Linked DNA regions of Homo sapiens: regions 2 and 3 are each linked to region 1. A link is a loop called in an ENCODE intact Hi-C map of the cell type or tissue named here. Cell type or tissue: ascending aorta. All regions are shown on one strand. Region 1 overlaps CUX1 (cut like homeobox 1). Region 2 has its middle 27 kb from the start of MYL10. Region 3 overlaps CUX1 (cut like homeobox 1).

Region 1 (2,500 bases):
CAGGGCTCCCACTGATTCTACATGATGGTGAGTTGTAGAATTATTTCATTATATATTACAATGTCATAATAATAAAGTGCACAATAAATAGAACGTGCTTGAATCATCCTGAACCGCGCCCCCCACTGCACTGGTCCATGGAAAAATTATCTTTCACAAAACTGGTCCCTGTTGCCAACAAGGTTGGGGACAGCTGTGTTAGATGATTTTGCCTAACTGTAGACTAATTAACGTGGGTGTTCTGAGCACGCTTAAAATAGGCGAGGCTAAGCTATGACATTTAGGTTAGGTGTGCTAAACACATTTTAGACTTAAGGTATTTACAAGTTACGATGGGTTTAGGGGACATAATGCCATTGTAAGGAACAATCTGTATAGAAAAAAAGACTATGGAAATAGGCCAAAATGTTAACAATGATCATCTTTGCTGTGGGATTATGAGTGATGATCTGCTTCCTTTAAAAAAAATCTTTGAGAATTTTCTAAACTTTGTATAGTAAACATGTATGGCTTTTGTACTTAAAAATAATGTCACGGGCCGGGCGTGGTACCTCACACTTCTAATCTCAGCACTTTGGGAGGCCGAGGCGGGTGGATCACTTGAGACCAGGAGTTCAAGACCAGCCTGGCCAACATGATAAAACCCCGTCTCTACAAAAAATACACACACACACACACACACACACACACACACACAGCCGGAAATGGTGGTGCACACTTGTAGTCCCAGGTACTCGGGAGGCTGAGGCTGGAGAATCGCTTGAACCCAAGAGGCAGAGGTTGCAGTGAGCTGAGATCGCACCACTGTACTCCAGCCTGGGCAACAGAGTGAGACTCTATCTCAAAAATAAAATAAAATAAAACATAAAAAAGGGAAAATAATGTCATGTAAAAGGAAACAGCCTATAATTCCAGCTACTTGGGTGGCTGAGGTGGGAAGATTGCTTGAACCCAGGAGGCGGAGGTTGTAGTGAGCCAAGATCATATCACCGCACTCCAGCCTGGGTGATAGAGTGAGACCTTGTCTCAAAAAAATAAATAAAATAAAATAAAATAAAATAAAAACAGCAGGACTGGCTGAGACTGCATGACAAAATTTTTTAAAAAATTATTTATGTATATTCATAAACATGTTTATATACATGGACACATGTACAGTGCCTTTTTTTTTTTTTTTTTGAGATGGAGTTTTGCTCTTGTCACCCAGGCTGGAGTGGAGTGGTGCGATCTCGGGAGTATTCCACAGGAAGGACGGTTCTCCTTTCTGCCAGCCTTCCCGCGTCTCTTCACAAGGTCCCTGGGTGGAACCGGGCAGCGTGAGGCAAGTCACTTTCTCCTCTGCCACTTCTGAAGCAAATAAGACGTGCTATGTCACTGAGATTTGCATGGCCAAGGCCCTCCCAGCGGCGGCCAGGGACTCCCCGTGGTGAGTCAGAACCTCATAGCTTTAAGGAATTTTACTGGGGGCAGAAGGTGGCGTGAATGTTCCAGGCTGGGCCTCCGTCCTAACTCTTCACTGTTGAAGCACTTGAAGGCTGGGTGGCGCCTGCTTTCTGCTTAGGAGCCAACAGCATCCTGAGTTTACCTTTCCAGAGCGCAAACGTCCTCATTGGGCAGGCTGCAGGCTGAACGCTACAGAGGCCGTTCAGCTCTGCGGTAACCCTGACCCACTCATCATCATGGGGAAGGCTCAAGAGTTCCTGGAGAGCCACGACGTGCTAAGCCTGTGGTGTACAGAGTGTGGGATAAAGCCGGTCTTTTGAGGTAGTTTTCAGTCAACACTTAAAAAATGGGGCCAGACGCGGTGGCTCATGCCTGTAAATCCAGCACTTTAGAAGGCTGAGGTGGGCAGATCACCTGAGGTCAGGAGATCGAGACCAGCCTGGCCAACATGGCGAAACCCTGTCTCTGTTAAAAATACAAAAATTAGCTGGGCGTGGTGCCCTGTGCCTGTACTCCCAGATACTTGGGAGGCTGAGACATAAAAATTGCTTGAACCCAGGAGGCGGAGGTTGCAGTGAGCCGAGATCATGCCACTGCACTCCAGCCTGGGCAACAGAGGGGAGACTCTGTCTCAAAAAAAAAAAAAAAATTTCTACTAACCAATTTTACAATATACCGGCATTAACTATAGTCACTGTCTAATACATCTCTCAAACTTATTCCTCCTGTCTACCTATAAATATGTATCATTTAACCAACCTCTCCTCACCCCCTGGTAACCACCATTCTTCTTAACTTTTATGTGATCAACGTTTTACATGAGTGAGATCTTGTGGTATTCGTCTTTCTGTGCCTGGTTCATTTCACTTAATGTAACATCCCCCAGATGAATCCACGTTGTTGTTGCAAATGGCAGGATTTCCTTTTGTAAGGCTCCATCATATTCCACTGTGGATCTACACATTTTCTTCATCCATTCATCTGAAGCTGGGCACATAGGTCACTTCCTCACCTAGGCTGCTGTGTGAACAGCGCTGTGATAAACGTGTGAGTGCAG
Region 2 (2,500 bases), 520 kb after region 1:
TGCACCAGTGTACTCCAGCCTGGGCGGTAGAGTGAGACTCCGTCTCAAAAAGATAATAATAAAATAAGGCTGGGCATGGTGGCTCATGCCTGTAATCACAGCTACCTGGGAGGCTGAGGCAGGAGAATCACTTGAACCCTGGTGGTGGAGGTTGCAGTGAGCCAAGATTGTACCACTGCACTCCAGCCTAGGCGACAGAGCGAGACTCTGTAAAATAAAATAAAATTAAAAAAAAAAGTGAAGTCTGGGAAGAGCTGAATTCTGAAGAAGAGGCTGTGAGAGATTAATTTGAAGGTGGATGTTCCAGAACCTTCTGGAACACGGGTTCCAGAACTGGTGTAGCTTCACTATACCAGTGTCATCTTCCAGTCTTGAGTCCAAATCTCCTTGAATAAAGAGGCTTGATCCTGGAACCCAAACAGGCAGGGTGAGGCCAGGGAAGTGTGGCTGCTCACAGACAGACGGACACACAGCCTCCCAGCCCCGTGGGAGCTTCTGTGCTGGCACCCGCGTGACGTGGGGTTTCAGGCTAGTAGCAGGTCGTGGGGGCCCCCGAGGCTTCTTAACAGACTATGAGAGGGACTGTGTTGTGCGGGGCAGGTCCTGCCTCCTCTAGGCCCCAGACCCCTTTGTGCCGCCAGGACTCTGGCCTGACGTGGTTGGTGAGCGTGGGCCTGGCAATGGGGCTGGGAAGGAGAGGCCAGCCTGGAGCCGCCCTAATCCGGGTTTAGCTCTCACTTCAAAGCTGGTGGCTTCAGCTTCATTGGAATGTCCAGCCATGGGGGAAGGAGGGACGCGCCTGGCTCCCATCAAGCGCCAGGGAGTCACTGTGGCCTCTTGAGGGCCAGGGTGAGGGGTGGGATGGGGGTGGGGCTGGAGAGCTCAGTGAGGCATCTGGGGTGGGGAGCCCCAGCCCTGCCCCTTATAGCTGTGTGACCTCAAGGCTAGTGGTTCAACCTCTCTGAGCCTTCATATCCCTCATCAGGGAAACAGGGTTAGCGGCACCCCCTCTCCTGGGGCCATATCTGGTGCAGGGCCTGGCCCAGGGCGGGGAGACCCCAGTCTGTGCACAGCCTGGTGCGTCAACGGGCTTTTGCAGCGAGGGCGGCCCTTGTGGCTCCACAGCGCCATCTACTGACAGCTGAGCAGCCTCTCCTGGCTCCGCCTTCCCCAAAGCCTCTGGGGCTTGGGAATCTCTAGATCACAGTCGGCACAAGAGTCCACAGCGCAACTTTGGTGCAGAGAAGACTAAATTCAAGCCCCGGCTGCTTAACCTATTCGATGTTAAGTTTCCTTAAGTAAAAAAAAATAGCAGCAAACACTTAGAGAACAGTCACCGAGCCCCAGGCAGTGTGCACTAACGTGTGTAACCCTCCCAGCAACCCTGAGGAGTACATCCTATTATTATACCATTTGACAGATGAGAAGACTGAGGCCAGAGAGGGTAAGGCACCGAGTCAAGACGCCTACCTGCCTGGCCTGTCCCAGCTCTGCCGCTTACTGACTGTGCGACCTACAGAGCAGCCAAGTGAGTACAGCTGGGGCACCCGCCTTGCACGGCTGCGGGGAGGAATTACACCTGGGAACAGTGGAAACCCTTGGCTCCAGACGCTGTGATCCAGTGACTCCAGCCACCTAACGCTCGGTGCCTCTGTGTCCCCATCTTCAGTGTTTTCACACATCTGTGACGTCTTCGCTCTGAGTTGGTGGCCCCTGCCTGTCCACATGTCCCCAGCAAAGGTCCACGAAGCAATCCTCTATCCAGCCTCAGTCCTGTGTCCTCGGGGGCACTGGAAGGCAGGCAGTTGGCAGGAGGCTGGGGAGGGCGGGATATTCAGGGGGAAGAGACCTTGGTCCTGGTCCCATGTCCACGGGAGGGGACCAAGGAGGGTTGTGTGTCCCGGGCCCTAAATGGAGCGGGACACAGTCATCGGGGACCTCAGCTGTTAGACTCTGATCCACGCCTTTCTCCACATTTGTTCAAAGTGGGTTTCCTCTCCTCGCGGGCTTCCAAGTGTTCTTTAGGTGACCTGACCCAACCACTCACTCAGGAACCTGGGCAGCACCCCCAGGACAATGGGTGGCAGGGGGGTGTCCCTTTCTGTCCCCACCTGTCACTGCCTGGCTGTGTGGTCCCCTCTGCCATCCTTTGTTTCCTGGTCTGCAAATGGAATGACATTATACCTCCAGCCATTTCCACTGCCAGCACTCCCATAACCTTTCCCTCCCTCTCTGCAGCCCAGCCCATCAGGGCATTGGGTGATTCAAGGCTGCAGGTTTGAGGCCTCCAAGCACCTCCAGTGGGAGGCTTGGAGACAGACAAAGCTGTGAAGTTTGACTCCCAAAGTGGGGCAACAAGATTCCTGGCTTCCATGGATAGGGGCGGTAGAAGAGCCAAGGATGGGGCCTCGATGAGGCTCTGGATCCCTGGGACAGCCTGGAGGGACAGCCTCAGGCTCCTGCACCGTCTGGGTCCCACCTGCCCCTTTTCCACACTGCC
Region 3 (2,500 bases), 240 kb after region 1:
CCAGGAGTTCACGACCAGCCTGGGCAAGTCAGCGAGACCCCCTAGCAAAATAAAATTTTAAAACTTAGCCTGGCATGGTGGCATGTACCTGCTGTCCCAGCTACTCAGGAGGCTGAGGTGGGAGGATCACCTGAGCCCAAAAGTTGGAAGTTGTAGTGAGCTATGATTGCACCACTGCAGTCCAGCCTGTGTGATAAGATCCTATCTTATAAAAAATAATAATAATTTGGGCCGGGCATGGTGGCTCACACCTGTAATCCCAGCACTTTGGGAGGTCGAGGTCGGTGGATCACTTGAGGTCAAGAGTTCAAGACCAGCCTGGCCAACATGGTGAAACCCCATCTCTACTAAAAATACAAAAATTAGCCAGGTATGGTAGCAGGCGCCTATAATCCCAGCTACTCCGGAAGCTGAGGCAGGAAAATCGCTTGAACCTGGGAGGGGGAGATCATGCCATTGCACTCCAGCCTGGGCAACAAGAGTGAAACTCCATCGCAAAAAACAGTAATAATAATAATTTAAAATTTCAAAAAAAAATTAAAGAAAAAGAAAAAAAAATAACTATAGATCAATTGCATGATCCATGGCCAGGGACTTCGTTCCTGCCCCCGACCCCTGTATTTCTTAATAGCCTCTGGCATGCTACGGGGATCTGTAACATTGGCTAATAAAAGTACAATAAACAGCAATAGCTTTAGGAACTAAAGCCAGGTTTTGTCTATGTGTACATATGATGAAAATCTCAGGCAAGCCAACAATTACTATCTCATGCTAGTTTCATCCCCATACAATGTCAATAGTTCTATTGTAAACAGAAATCACTGGCAGGATTGGGATGAAAAGGATGGCAACATTCCACATTCGGACTGTGTGACGAACTCACCCCATAACATAAATAACTTCATTTTTTAAAAGAATAATAATCATCAAGGTACATGAGTGCCACCCCTCCATATGACGAAAATTGCTGTGATAGGAAGATGACGAAATGAGCAAACATCCCCTTTGGAGGCTGACTTGAAACCTGAGCCCGAGCCAAGAGTGTTAGCGTTTGAAATCAGTCACTGGCCTGGACTCTAGATCCGCTCCCAGTGACTCAGGGCTATACATAAATCAAATGCCAAAAAGGCCAGCTCACCACCCAGAGGTGCAGCTCTCTGGAACACGCAGAACCAGCAGGGCCTTAGAGGCCCGAAAAAGGCTTTATCCCAGATTTTCAAATCCCAGGACAGCCAAGGCTGGGCGAGACAGGGAACAAGGAAACAAGGTCACTGGGCCAGTGGGGAAGTCCAGGCCTCCAGTGACCCCAGAGGGCGCCGGTCACCAAGAAAGGAAGACTCCATCCCACGCCCACAGAGAGGGGCTGGGCTTAAAGCAAGGACCCACGTGCAGATTCCTGTGTTGGCCCCTCTGGAAACATGTACATCAACAGCTGCTATATTCTGAGTACCTACTACTATGTGCAGAGCATCTACTGTGTGAGCCGCTCACTTGCTGAGTGAACCAGGCCCTGAGCTCCAAAGTGAAAAGGTGACGAGAGGTGCTAGCCTGAATGAAGACCAAGAACAGCACCCCGGCTTTATTTCTGTAGGTGTCTTCATGCACAAATGCCTTTAGAGTGGTCTTTTTTTCTTTTTTAATTTCTACACCTAAGTCACACTGACAGTAGCTGATCGTCATCACAAATTTTCATTTTATTTCAATTCCAGGAGGGTAGGTCTCTGAAGAGACACTTTTGCCAACTAGGCTAAGCCAAGTTGTGTGAGGGTGACTCTGAGATGATCCTATTGGTCAGCCGTCCCCTTCGCAACAGGGCGTGCTGAGTGACTGGTCACGAAATTCCCTAAGTTAGTGGATTACTTACTTATGTGGTATGCTTATTCACCAGCCTCATCTGCTTCTTGCTAGGAAACAAGTTCCTTTTTTGTTTGTTTGTTTTTGAGATAGGATCTCACTCTGTTGCCCAGGCTGGAGTGCAGTGGTGTGATCATGGCTCACTGCAAGCTCCCACCTCCCAGCCTCAAGCGATCCTCCCACCTCAGCCTCCCGAGGAGATGGGACTACAGGCGTGCACCACCAAGCCCAGCTGATTTTTTTTTTTTATTTTTGGGTAGAGACAAGGTCTCACTATGTTGCCAAGGTTGGTCTCAAACTCCTGGGCTCAAGCGATCCTCCTGCCTCAGCCTCCCAAAATACTGGGATGACAGGTGTGAGCCACTGCACCTTGCCCTGTGATTCTGTTTTATTGCCATAGAATGGTTCGGCTGTTCTATAAAAGCACAGGAATAAACCAATAGCATTTTTCCACTCCTGCCTCCTCCCTCAATAACCTCCACCTTCAAGGAGGTTTCTGGATGCCCAAGTGACAGAAAGTCATCAGTCCCCTTTTTCTCGGCAGGAGAACTGCCCAATCACATGGCCCTACAGCCTAACAGGTGCTGTCAAATCGCTGAAAAGGCAGGATAAGTTCTTGACAAATCGGTGGCGTCAGAAAATCAAT

What was found. Peaks named below come from ENCODE experiments on the same cell type or tissue, not always from the same donor. Only the 100,000 strongest peaks of a DNase experiment are listed, where the experiment ranks them.
Region 2: it touches region 1 in a loop (2.4-fold over the local background); 4 of 110 quality-filtered maps call a loop at or near these places.
Region 3: a loop joins it to region 1, with 2.2 times the contacts of the local background. A loop is called at or near these places in 6 of 110 quality-filtered maps.

Annotation. Positions count from the first base shown.
Region 1 is chr7:102,124,375-102,126,874 of GRCh38, reverse strand. All of the region lies in intron 8 of CUX1 (cut like homeobox 1), which reads right to left. Among named protein-coding and RNA genes, the nearest start is that of SH2B2, 160 kb to the left of the region's middle. RefSeq lists an enhancer at 1,102-1,654. In ascending aorta, a CTCF peak has its summit at 1,471; a DNase peak (open chromatin) is centred at 1,514; H3K27ac peaks cover 1,454 bases.
Region 2 is chr7:101,601,219-101,603,718 of GRCh38, reverse strand. No RefSeq gene overlaps it. Among named protein-coding and RNA genes, the nearest start is that of MYL10, 27 kb to the left of the region's middle. RefSeq lists a silencer at 990-1,049. In ascending aorta, a CTCF peak has its summit at 1,127 (motif pointing left); a DNase peak (open chromatin) is centred at 1,118.
Region 3 is chr7:101,881,625-101,884,124 of GRCh38, reverse strand. The region is part of intron 1 of CUX1 (cut like homeobox 1); the gene reads right to left. Among named protein-coding and RNA genes, the nearest start is that of CUX1, 65 kb to the right of the region's middle. RefSeq lists a silencer at 377-544. In ascending aorta, no CTCF peak of the experiment used is centred here; DNase peaks (open chromatin) are centred at 1,094 and 1,826; H3K4me3 peaks cover 254 bases; H3K27ac peaks cover 2,405 bases.